2 separate regions of the Homo sapiens genome follow, and region 2 is linked to region 1. The links are chromatin loops, found by intact Hi-C in ENCODE. Cell type or tissue: psoas muscle. All regions are shown on one strand. Links, peaks and the distances in the headings refer to the core of each region. The heading gives the core; the rest is flanking DNA.

The links. A loop is a pair of places that touch in the nucleus more often than their neighbours do. Peaks named below come from ENCODE experiments on the same cell type or tissue, not always from the same donor. Only the 100,000 strongest peaks of a DNase experiment are listed, where the experiment ranks them.
Region 2: a loop joins it to region 1, with 2.9 times the contacts of the local background. A loop is called at or near these places in 3 of 110 quality-filtered maps.

Annotation. Positions count from the first base shown.
Region 1 is chr16:31,208,405-31,216,447 of GRCh38, forward strand. TRIM72 (tripartite motif containing 72) reads left to right here and starts at 5,715. Exons shown (of 7, transcript NM_001008274.4): 1 at 5,715-5,893; 2 at 6,328-6,724. The coding sequence starts at 6,335. PYDC1 (pyrin domain containing 1) reads right to left here. Exons shown (of 2, transcript NM_152901.4): 2 at 7,558-7,753. RefSeq lists enhancers at 5,206-6,121, 6,122-7,036, 7,952-8,043. In psoas muscle, for the core only: no CTCF peak of the experiment used is centred there; DNase peaks (open chromatin) are centred at 5,677, 6,457 and 7,027; H3K4me3 peaks cover 2,412 bases; H3K27ac peaks cover 3,186 bases.
Region 2 is chr16:31,420,825-31,424,824 of GRCh38, forward strand. It overlaps ITGAD (integrin subunit alpha D), which reads left to right. Exons shown (of 30, transcript NM_005353.3): 24 at 2,290-2,368; 25 at 2,528-2,635; 26 at 2,747-2,824; 27 at 3,021-3,134; 28 at 3,278-3,379; 29 at 3,643-3,753. Among named protein-coding and RNA genes, the nearest start is that of COX6A2, 5.5 kb to the right of the region's middle. In psoas muscle, for the core only: no CTCF peak of the experiment used is centred there; no DNase peak of the experiment used is centred there; H3K4me3 peaks cover 1,090 bases; H3K27ac peaks cover 1,506 bases.

The sequences.
Region 1 (8,043 bases), core at 3,570-7,569:
AAAGCGTTGTTATGAGGCTGCAATGAGTTCAGAATTGTGAAGAGCTGGTGCAGTGGCTCACACCTGCAATCCCAGCACTTTGGGAGGCTGAGGCGGGCAGATCACCTGAGGTCAGGAGTTCAAGACCTGTCTGGCCAATATGGTGAAACCCTGTCTCTACTAAAAACACAAAAATTAGCTGGGCATGGTGATGGGTGCCTGTAACCCCAGCTACTCGGGAGGCTTATGCAGGAGAATTGCTTGCCTCCGGGAGGTGGTTCAAGCGCTGTACTCCAGCCTGTGAGACAAGAGTGAGACTCTGTTTCAAAACAAAATAAAAGAGCTCGGCATGGTGGCTCACACCTGTAATCCTAGCACTTTGGGAGGCCGAGGTGGGTGGATTGCCTGAGCTTGGGATTTTGAGATCAACCTGTGCAATATGGCGAAACCCCATCTCTACTAAAACACAAAAATTAGCTGGGCGTGTTGGTGTGTGCCTGTAATCCTAGCACTTTGGGAGGCTGAGGTGGAATAATCGCTTGAACTTGGGAGGCAGAGATTTCAGTGAGCTGAGATGGCCCCACTGCACTCTAGCCTGGGTGACAGAGTGACTCCATCTCAAAAAAAAAAAAAAAAAAAACAAACAAAAAACAAAACAACTTACTTGTTGCATCTTTACAGAAATACATAGTCTTGATACTAATCCTTACATGATTCTCATTTTATAGGTGAGAAAATCAGGTTAAGCGACTTGCCCAAGGTCACACAACAAGGAAATTCTAGTCAGGACTGGAACCTGGAAGTGACAGTCACTGCTTCCTAAGCCCTTGGGTGCCAGCACACTGTCCCTGTTTATGTGGCATATTTTTTTTTCTTTCTTTTTTTTTTTTTTTTTTTGAGACTGAGTTTTGTTCTTATTGCCCAGGCTGGAGTTCAATGGCTCGATCTCAGCTCACTGCAACCTCTGCCTCCTGAGTTCAAGCAATTCTCCTGCCTCAGCCCCCCAAGTAGCTGGCGTTACAGGCACCAGCCACCATGCCCAGCTAATTTTATAATTTTAGTAGAGATGGGGTTTCACCATGTTGGTCAGGCTGGTCTTGAACTCCTGACCTCAAGTGATCCCCCCACCTCGGCCTCCCAAAGAGCTGGGATTACAGGTGTGAGCCACTGCACCCGGCCTATGTGGCATATTTTTCAGTTTAATCCTCATGACAACTCTATGGGATGGTTTTTTTTTTCTTTTCTTTCTGAGACAGGGTTCAAGCAATTCTCCTGGCTCAGCCTTTGGAGTAGCTGGGACTATGGGACTACAGGCGTGAGCCACTATACTGTTTTGTTTGTTTGTTTGTTTTTGGTAGAGACGGGGGTCTCGCTGTGTTGTCCAGGTTGGTCTTGAACTTCTGGACTCAAGTGATCCTCCCACCTTGGCCTCCCAAAGTGCTGGGATTACAGGTGTGAGCCACCACACCCAGCCAGGATGGTGTTATTTATCCACATATTGTATTTGAACGTGCTGAGGCCCAGAGAGGCAGGTGATTTTCCCAGGGGTGCCCAGCATGAGCTCATGAAGTCAGCATTCAGGACTTGCTTCTGTAGCAGCCCTGACTAGGGCTTTCTGGCCTCTCTCTGCATGTACCCAATAATTAGGAGCTCTTACCTTCCAAGGCACTCATTGCTTGAGCTGTTGGGAAACTTTCCCTTAGGACAAGCTGAAATCTATCCCTAGCTCTTTAGGTCTGAGGGACCTCATAGGGCCAGCTATACCGGTTTACCACTCCCTCCTTCCCTGCACATGGCTTATTGCCTCTTCTTGTTCTCAGTCTGCTTAAGACAATCAATGTTCCTTCCGTGGATCAGAGGCCAGTCCTGGCCCATCTGCAGGGAAGGATTGAATTGACTATCACCCACCTGTCTTAGACACCCACTCCTATAGATGACAGCAGGACCTTCAGTCCCAACTTGGCAATATTGGAAACTCTGGATGAGATTTAAGTTCTGGAAGTTGAGTTTTTGAGCATGAGCAACTTGTGGTTTCAGAGACCAGCTCCAGATATACCCTCTTTCAAACCTCTTCCTATTGCTAACACAAGGCTGCGTCTGAGCCATCAAGAATGGAAGAGAAGAAATCAGGGGCTTTTAGCCAGGCATGGTGGTGAACACCTGCGGTCCCCGTTACTCAGGAGGCTGAGGTGGGAGGATCACTTTAGCCTGGGAGGTCGAGGCTGTAGTGAGCTATGATTATAACATTGCACTCCAGCCTGGGCGACACAGTGAGACCTCAGAGACTTAAGGACAAAGAAGGTGGGGACACAAAACTCCCCTGGATTTCTCAGTGTGCCGGTAAAGAGCGCCAGCTTTGGCCGGGCGCAGTGGCTCATGCCTGTAATCCCAGCACTTTGGGAGGCCGAGGCAGGCGGATCACGAGGTCAGGAGATCGAGACCATCCTGGCCAACATGGTGAAACCCTGTCTCTACTAAAAATACAAAAAATTAGCCAGGCGTGGTGGCAGGCGCCTGTAGTCCCAGCTACTCGGGAGGCTGAGGCAGGAGAATGGCGTGAACCCAGGAGGGCGGAGCTTGCAGTGAGCCGAGATCTCATCACTGCATTCCAGCCTGGGCGACAAAGCGACACTCCGTCTCAAAAAAACAAAAAAACAAAAAAACAAAAAAAAAAAAAGGAAAAGAAAAAAAAAAGAGCACCAGCTTCCTGAGACTTTTCACATCTTAATTTCAGAATTTTATCTGCAGTCATTTATACAGGTAATTGCTCTTATCCAAAAGAATAATAGAACTTTTTTTCCTCCTAAAAGAACCAAATGTTTACAGCCTGAACGAGGGCCTAGGTTAAACAAGGTGTCAGGCAGCCTGAAGTAGCTACCTTCTTAAGCAGGCCAGCAGAAGTTCATGCTGTCACCACATAACATGCAAGAAGGAATGAGCGGTCGGGTGTGGTGGCTCATGCCTGGAATCCCAGCACTTTGGGAGGCCGAGGCGGGTGGATCACCTGAGGTCAGGAGTTCGAGACCAGCCTGGACAACATGGTGAAACCCCGTCTCTACTAAAAATACAAAAATTAGCTGGGCGTGGTGGCACGTGCCTATAATCCCAGCTACTCGGGAGGCTGAGGCAGGAGAATCGCTTGAACCTGGGAAGTGGAGGTTGCAGTAAGCCGAGATTGTACCACTGCACTCCAGCCTGGGCGACAGAGCAAGACTCCATTTCAAAAAAAAAAAAAAAAAGAAAAAGAAAAAATTAAGAACCTAAGAGACAGGCAAAGGGAGAGTCCAAAGGGGAGATTAAGAGAGTGAAACAGAAACAAAAATTCATTCTGAGAGAGACAGCAGTTGAGAGAGGAAAGAGTAAAACCAGGAAAAGGTTTGAGGGAAGCTAAGAGAAAGATGGAGAGGCCAAATGAGAGGGACTGAGTTTGCGTGTTTATTCATTCACCTAGTATCTGTAGAGCGCCTAATGTGTGTCACACACTTTAGTCTAAGCTGGAGACAAGCAGTAAACACAATTTCTATTCCGTAGGAAGAGACAGACAAGAAACCAGCAAACAAGTAGAATACATTGCATGTCAGATGCTGATAAATGTTATGGAGAAAAGGAAAGCCAGGCAGTGAGATGTTGGGGAGTTAGGAGATTTAAAATCAGGGAATTGGGAGAGGTCTTGCTGGAAAGGTAATATTGAGCAAAGTCTGAGGGAGGAAAAAGAGGATGCCATGCAGTACCTGGGTTGGAGAGTGTTCCAGGCAGAGGGGACCGTAAGTGCAAAGTCCCTGATGCCGAGTGATCAATGGGGAAAGGGGTGATAAAAGAGTCAGAGTGATTAATGGGGTCATAGCAGATAGGGCTTTGTAAGCCACAGTTAGCACTTTGGTTTTTATTCTAGATGAAATTTCTTTCTTTTCTTTTTTTTAATATTTATTGTTTTTTTTGAGACGGAGTTTTGCTCTTGTTGCCCATGCTGGAGTGCAATGGCATGATCTTGGCTCACTGCAACCTCTGCTTCCCAGGTTCAAGCAATCCTCCCATCTCAGCCTCCCGAGCAGCTGGGACTACAGGTGTTCTTCACCATGCCCAGCTATTTTTTTTGAGTTGGAGTTTCGCTCTTGTCACCCAGGCTGGAGTCCAGTGGTGCGATCTCGGTTCACTGCAACCTCTGCCTCCCGGGTTCAAGCGATTCTCCTGCCTCAGCCTCCCAAGTAGCTGGGATTACAGGTACCTGCCACCACACCCGGCTGAGTTTTGTATGTTTCATAGAGACGAAGTTTAACCATGTTGGCCAGGCTGGTCTCAAACTCCTGACCTCAAGTGATCCACCCGCCTGGGCCCCCCAAAGTGCTGGGATTACAGGTGTGAGCCATTGTGCCTGGCCCTTGCCAACTTTTTAATGGGGTTGTTTTCTGCTTGTTGAAATGTTTAGTTTCTTTATATATTCTGGATAGTAGATCTTTGTTGGATGCATAGTTTGTGAATATTTTCTTCCATTCTTTTTTTTTGAGACGGAGTCTCACTCTGTACCCCAGGCTGGAGTGCAGTGGCGCGATCTCGGCTCACTGCAAGCTCCGTCTCCCGGGTTCACACCATTCTCCTGCCTCAGCCTCCTGAGTAGCTGGGATTACAGGTGCCCGCCACTGCGCCCGGCTAATTTTTTGTATTTTTAGTAGAGACGGGGTTTCACTGTGGTCTCGATCTCCTGACCTCATGATCCACCCGCCTTGGCCTCCCAAGAGTGCTGGGATTACAGGCGTGAGCCACCGCGCCTGGCCTTTCTTCCATTCTTCAGTTGTCTGTCTGTTGATAGTTGCTTTTGCTTTTGCTGTGCAGAAGCTCTTTAGTTTAATGAGGTCCCACTTAACAATTTTTGTTTTTGTTGCTTTTGAGGACTTAGTCAAGAATTCTTTACCAAGGCTGATATCCAGAATAGTATTTCTCCTGCGGTTTCTTCTATGATTTTTATGGTTTGAAGTCTTACATTTAAATCTTTAACCCATCTTGAGTTAATTTTTTTTATATGGTGAAAGGTAGGGGTCCAGTTTCATTCTCTTGCATAAGGCTAGCCAGTTATCCCAGCGCCACTTAAATGAAATTTCAGCTGAGATTTGAAAGATACACATACAGGAACCAGGGCAGAATTGAGTTCTGGGCTGCAGGCTCTGGATTCAGTTCATTCATTTGTTCAATGTCTCTCTATCATTCATTCTCCAAGCATTTAGAGAGGCCTACTTTGTCCCAGGCTTGTCCTGGGTGTACTAGAGAGACCAAAGTGGAAAAGACCCTCCCCTCAGCTCTGGAGGAAGAAAACATTTCAGGGTGGGGTGAGGTCCTGCCCTCCTGCAGGTGGGGTAATCCTGCCAGGGTGACCTTGGTCAGCCATAAACTTGGGGAATGAGTGGGTGACAGGCTGGGGAGGGGCTGCCAGCAAGGAGGAAGGAGCTGGAGAGTGTGGAGGTGGGAGTGGGGGGAGAAAGGGCAGACCCCCTTCAATTTTCTGTCTTTTCTGTGGTGTGAAAGGCCCTGGCTCCCCGCTGGCTCTGAGCTCTGACTCCAGGCAGGCCGGGGAGAGAACAGTGGATGGGCCAAGACAGGTGGCCCTGTCATGTGATGTGTGCCCAGGGACTACTCAGCCCTCACTTTTAGAACGGTTTCCGGAAGTGATGGGAGGGATTGGGCAGGGCAGCTAAATATAGTCCTGGGGCCATGGCTCAGTCTGGGAGGGTCTTCCGCTGAGCACTGTGTGCCCATCACGCGTGGTGTCCACTGCCAGCTGCCCCTGTGAGTCCCTGTCCTTGCTTGGAGCCTGCTGCTTGTCTCAGATCCTTGGACCCAGCCCTGACCCCAGTCCAGCTAAGCTCAACCCTGACCGGTCCTCCTTCGAGACTCTTTCAGCCTAAGATCTCCAACCAGACCTGTGAGTCCCGTGGGCTGGAGAGAGGGGGAGGGGAGGTCTGGGTATCTTGGTAAAGTGAGGGAGGGGAGTCTCGGAGTGGGGGCTCTGGAGAATTTGGGTCCGGGACTAAGGTCAGAGGCTGAGGCCTGGGGCTAAGGCGAGGGCAAGGACAGTGGGCTAGAATCTGGGCTTGTGTTCAGGAACTGGGGTTGACTGATAGGGCATATTTTTGGGGTTGGAGCTGAGAATTGCAGTGGAGGCTGCTTTTGGGCCTGAGACCGAGTTCCTCTTTCCCCTTGGCCGTCAGAGTCCCATCCAGTGTAGGATGTGAGGTCTTTACAGGCTGGGGCTTCTCCCTGCGGGGCGGCGGGCCCGGCCTGGGCTAGGGCTGGGCCAGGGCTGGGCCGGGAGCGCGGCGCCGCGGGGTCCCCCTAACCTACTCCTCCTCCACCCAGGCCCGCCATGTCGGCTGCGCCCGGCCTCCTGCACCAGGAGCTGTCCTGCCCGCTGTGCCTGCAGCTGTTCGACGCGCCCGTGACAGCCGAGTGCGGCCACAGTTTCTGCCGCGCCTGCCTAGGCCGCGTGGCCGGGGAGCCGGCGGCGGATGGCACCGTTCTCTGCCCCTGCTGCCAGGCCCCCACGCGGCCGCAGGCACTCAGCACCAACCTGCAGCTGGCGCGCCTGGTGGAGGGGCTGGCCCAGGTGCCGCAGGGCCACTGCGAGGAGCACCTGGACCCGCTGAGCATCTACTGCGAGCAGGACCGCGCGCTGGTGTGCGGAGTGTGCGCCTCACTCGGCTCGCACCGCGGTCATCGCCTCCTGCCTGCCGCCGAGGCCCACGCACGCCTCAAGGTGCGGGATCCGCGCGCATCGTGGTCGGAGGGGCTGTTCGGTGGCACGGGGCCGATGGGGAGGTCGCTGCAGTGATTTGGATTCTGAGTCTCTAGAGAGGCTCACGAGCTCCTGGAGTTGCGGGGGGCGGGGGCGGGGCGAAGCAGCCAGGAAAGAGGGTCTGAGGAGCTTAAGGCGGGGCTGGCAGAGGAAAGCCGCGCAGGGATGGAGCCTGGCGATAAGGGCGCTGAGCAAACGTAGGTTTCCCGGCCTTAGTCCCTAGAGGAAACTGGAGATGGGCGGGCGGAGCCCCAGGGCGGGTCTGATGGGCCGGGCGGAGCCAGGCGGAGCAGGGACTGACCAGCCCCTGCGGCCCACGCTCGCATTCCTGCACCCGGTGGGCCGTTCGGGCTGGCTCCCTGCTCGGCGCTGGCCCACTTTGGACTGGAGGCGCGGCGTTCGGGACCGAGCCAGGCGGCCGGGGCAGGGTTGTCCCCTTGTGCTCAGCGGAGGCCCACGCACCCCTGAAGCTGCGGAACTTGGGCTGGCCTGACGGTCCCCAGGCGGGGCCTCACCAGAAGGGAGACTGTAAGGGCTAGGCAGCCGGGATCTGCACTTATGTGTGCGGGCCCAGGGTGGCACCGAGAGCCCCGTCCAGGATGTTTTTCTGGGTGGAGCTGGAAGTCCCGAAAGCCTTGGGAGCCCACACGCAGTTGTGCGCGTCCCGAAGTACCCAGCAGAGACACCCAGACAGAGGCAAATAGAGACGAACGCACACTGGCTGGTGCGTGTCATCCGTGTGGCAAAAGCACACACGTATAGCTACCGGCGGGCACGTGTGCGCGCAGCCCCAGTAAAGTCTGCCATGAATATTTATTGGGCAGTGGAAGAATAAATGACAGGTGCAGGGGCTGGAGGAGGCGGGGTCTGGAGGCACGGAGGCGTCCTTGGTCCCCGAGGTGGAGACACTGCTGTTGTCTTACGCGACTGGTGCGCGCGTGGGGCTGGCTTCACAGGCGTTGCATTACTCCTTTTGCCTTGACCCGCCTCCTAGAAGGGGTAGACCACCGTCCTTTCGTTGGTATTCGAGGCCCCCAGACTTCCCAGGGACCCAGCCTCTCAGTCCTGCCTGGCCCAGTTCAGCCCAGTCCTAGCTGGTGGTCTCCTAGCTCAGGGCAGGAGCCTCCTCCCGGGACCCCTCCCATCCCAGCACACCTGTGCTTAAGACCCCAACCTCAGGGCAACCCGCTCGGATCCCCTTCCATGCTGTGGAAGCTTTGTTCTTTTGCTCTTTGCAATAAATCTTGCTGCCGCTAAAAAAAAAACAAAAAACAAACAAA
Region 2 (4,000 bases), core at 1-4,000, 210 kb after region 1:
CCGAGGGCCTCCCAAAGTGCTGGGATTACAGGCATGAGCCACCACACCTGTCCACTGTTGCTTCTGATGTATTAAGTTGTTAGGGGAAGGAGCGAGGGAGATCAAGCAGTGTCATTGTCCTTTCAAGCCACATGTAGGTTTCCCTTTCTATCCACAGGAAAATACTTACAATAAGAGCTTACAGTTATATATACCCATGTCAGGCACGTTTTATGTTGCTGTTGTTTTATGGTGGTTTTCTTACACCATCTTAAGTACTTTATATGTATTTACATTTATTTAATCCTACCAATAATTATATTGTTATCCCTATTTTCACCAACAAAGACATCAAGAAGTGAAATACTTTGTTCCTGTCAATCTCCAAGTGGGCAGCAGAACCAGGAATCAGACCCAGACGGTTTGGCTGCAGAGCCCATGCCCATGGCCATACATGGCATGCCTCTCCAAGGACTGGGGAAAGCTGGGTGGTTTACTTAGATCTGAAAACAGGCTTAGGCTGCGCACGGTGGCTCGTGCCTGTAATCCCAGCACTTTGGGAGGCCAAGTGCTGGGATTACAGGCATGAGTGGGAGGATGGCTTGAGCCCAGGAGTTTAAGACCAGCCTGGGCAACATAGTGAGAACCCATCTCTACCAAAAAAAAAAAATTAAAAATGAAAATAAAATAAAACTTTAAAAATGAAAAGAGGTTTAGAACTAGATTTTAAGATGAGAAAACAGAAGCATAGAGAGAAGGGTTTGGGGTGGGGGGCACAGAGGAAAACCGGCATACTTAGGGAAAAATAAACCTTAAGATTTATGGAGGAGTCCCTGTGTGCTGGGCACTACCAAGCCCTGGTCACAACTCTACTACAGGGAGGTTGCTACGGTTTGCATCCCCATTTTAAAGAGTGAAAAGCTACAGTTTCCAGAGACGTGAAGTGGCTTGCCTCAGTGACTCAGGTAGGAAGTGGTCGACCTGAGATGTGAACCTAGGCGGTTTGACACTGGAGCCCATGTTTTTAGTCATCAGGCTGATGGGGGGTGGACTGCTGGGGCTGTTTCTGTGTGGCTGGTCTGGCTGCTGCATGCGAGGTGCAGGCCCCTCTGCTGGTCTGCTTACTTTTGCTTTTTGTTTGTTTTGAGACAGGGTCTCACTCTGTCACCCAGGCTGGAGGGGAGTGGTGTGAACATAGCTTACTGCAGCCTCGACCTCCCAGGCTCAAGCAATCCTCCTGCCTCAGCCTCCTGAGTAGCTGGGACCACAGGCGTGTGCCACCACTTGCAGCTAATGTTTGTATTTTTTTTTTTTTTTGCAGAGACGAGGTCTCTCTGTGTTGCCCAGGCCAGTCTTGAACTCCTGGGCTCAAGCGATTCTTCTGCCTTAGTCTCTCTAAGTGTTGGGATTACAGGCGTGAGCCACCTCGCCTGGCCAGCTTGCTCATTTTTACTAAAACTTTAGATGTTAAGTGGTGAGAGGGCAGGGAGTTATGGCTTAACTTGAATCCCCAGTGCCAACCACACAGCCTGTGTTTGCTGAAGGAAGTTTGGGTGGAAAGACCCCACCTGCTGCCTGGAACACTGATGTCCCTTCCACAGGCTTGTGCACAGGCACTATCTTCCTTCACATTTACTCACCTGCCCCAGGACAGCCGAATCTATTTTCTTCATTCCCACCATGAAGGGGCCCTCACTCCATGTCTTCCTGAGTGATCCAGCTCTCATTCCTAGAGTCCCCTTAGGCTAACTTGTTCTGCTACAATCTCTGTAAGCATTACCAGAGGCCAAACACTACCTATTAGAGAAAGCAATGCAAACGCCTTTGCCCCATGTAGGAGACATGAGGTTTAAGTTGGGTCTTTAAGTGTAAATTTCCAAAACTGGAGACAGTAAGAACGTTCCAAGGAGAAGAGCTTGAGCAAAGTCATGAGGCTATGAAAGAGCCAGCGGTGTGCATGGCAGAGCTAGTGGATCTGGGTGATGGGGGCAAGGGACATCGGAGGGAGGGGAGCTGAAGCCGAGGCAGCAAAGGTTATGTGGGACCATCTTTTACTTATTTACTTTGAATAGGGACAGGGTCTCACGATGTTGCCCCAGCTGGTCTGGAACTCCTGGGTTCAAGAAACCCTCCTGCCCCAGCCTCCCAAAGTGCTGGGATTACAGGCATGAGCCACTGTGCCCGGCCAAATAATGTCCATCGTTATTTCCCTGAGACATCTGCCCAGCCCAACAGAGCTCTCTGCAGTAGGACAGGGCACAACTGGGGACAGTTTCAGGGCTGTTTTTCACCCACAGGCTCTCTCTCCAGGCAGGAAGAATCCACCAAGTACTTCAACTTTGCAACCTCCGATGAGAAGAAAATGAAAGAGGCTGAGCATCGATACCGTGTGAGAGTCTAGGGAGTATCCATGTCTGCCTTCCACGTTGTGGATAAAGTTGGAAGTTGGTGGAGAAGATGGAGAGGAGCCTTGGGGTAGGGCCAGGAGGGAAGTAGGATTTGGAAGGCTCCAGAGACCACAATAACACTCTGCCTTGATTTCCTGCAGGTGAATAACCTCAGCCAGCGAGATCTGGCCATCAGCATTAACTTCTGGGTTCCTGTCCTGCTGAACGGGGTGGCTGTGTGGGATGTGGTCATGGAGGCCCCATCTCAGGTACCCGCCTATCTCTCCTCTTTCTTCAGACTGACATCCCACAGCACAGCACTCCCTCTTACCAGGGACATGTTGCTCATTCTGTGGCTAAGTGCTTCTTTCTCTTCCCAGAGTCTCCCCTGTGTTTCAGAGAGAAAACCTCCCCAGCATTCTGACTTCCTGACCCAGATTTCAAGAAGTCCCATGCTGGTGAGAAAGTCCCTGAACCCCCACCGCCAAGATCAGCCCCCACCGGGGATACTGGGAAATGTACTGCTAGGCCACAGAGTTCCGTGCATGTCCTGTAACTGCTCATCTGTTCCCCACCCCAAACCTGACCATATTTTTTCCTATGGCTCCCTCCTCAGGGAAGAACCCCTCAGTTTCACCCCTCTTCTGCCCCCAGGACTGCTCCATTGCTGACTGCCTGCAGTTCCGCTGTGACGTCCCCTCCTTCAGCGTCCAGGAGGAGCTGGATTTCACCCTGAAGGGCAATCTCAGTTTCGGCTGGGTCCGCGAGGTGTGTGGGGGCAGCGGCAGAGCCCCTGCCCCAGACTCAGGCAGGACCTGGCATGTCTGTGCCCATCTGCAAGCCAGGGCACCCCCGAAGCTCTGAGCCTCCCCCAGAGCCAGTTCCACAGGTTTCCCCCAACCCCTTTGCAGACATTGCAGAAGAAGGTGTTGGTCGTGAGTGTGGCTGAAATTACGTTCGACACATCCGTGTACTCCCAGCTTCCAGGACAGGAGGCATTTATGAGAGCTCAGGTAGAGACCATGTGGAGGGCAGCGACCAGCTGGAAAGAGGACCCCTAGGGCTACATCTGTGGTGCTGGGTGGGGGGTTTGCAAGCCTTGCGGGAGGAGGGTGAAAGTCTCTGGGCAGGACAGCTGTCCCTAAGGGCACGGGTGCTACTGTGTCTCACTCCTTGGAGCAGAGCCTCAGAAAGGAGGGGAGAGAGTTAAAGGTTGCGGAACCTGGGAGGCATCTGGGATGGCATGAGGCCGGATGCTCTCTGATCTCTAAATCAGATGGAGATGGTGCTAGAAGAAGACGAGGTCTACAATGCCATTCCCATCATCATGGGCAGCTCTGTGGGGGCTCTGCTACTGCTGGCGCTCATCACAGCCACACTGTACAAGGCAAGTGTTTTATCCAACTCTTTTTTTTTTTTTTTTGAGATGGAGTTTCCACTCTTACTGCCCAGGCTGGAGTGCAATGGCATGATCTTGGCTCACTGCAACCTCCACCTCCCGGGTTCAAGTGATTCTCCTGTCTCAGCCTCCCGAGTAGCTGGGATTACAGGTGGACTGCACCATGCCCGGCTAGTTTTTTGTATTTTTAGTAGAGATGGAGTTTCATCATGTTGGCCAGGCTGGTCTCGAACTC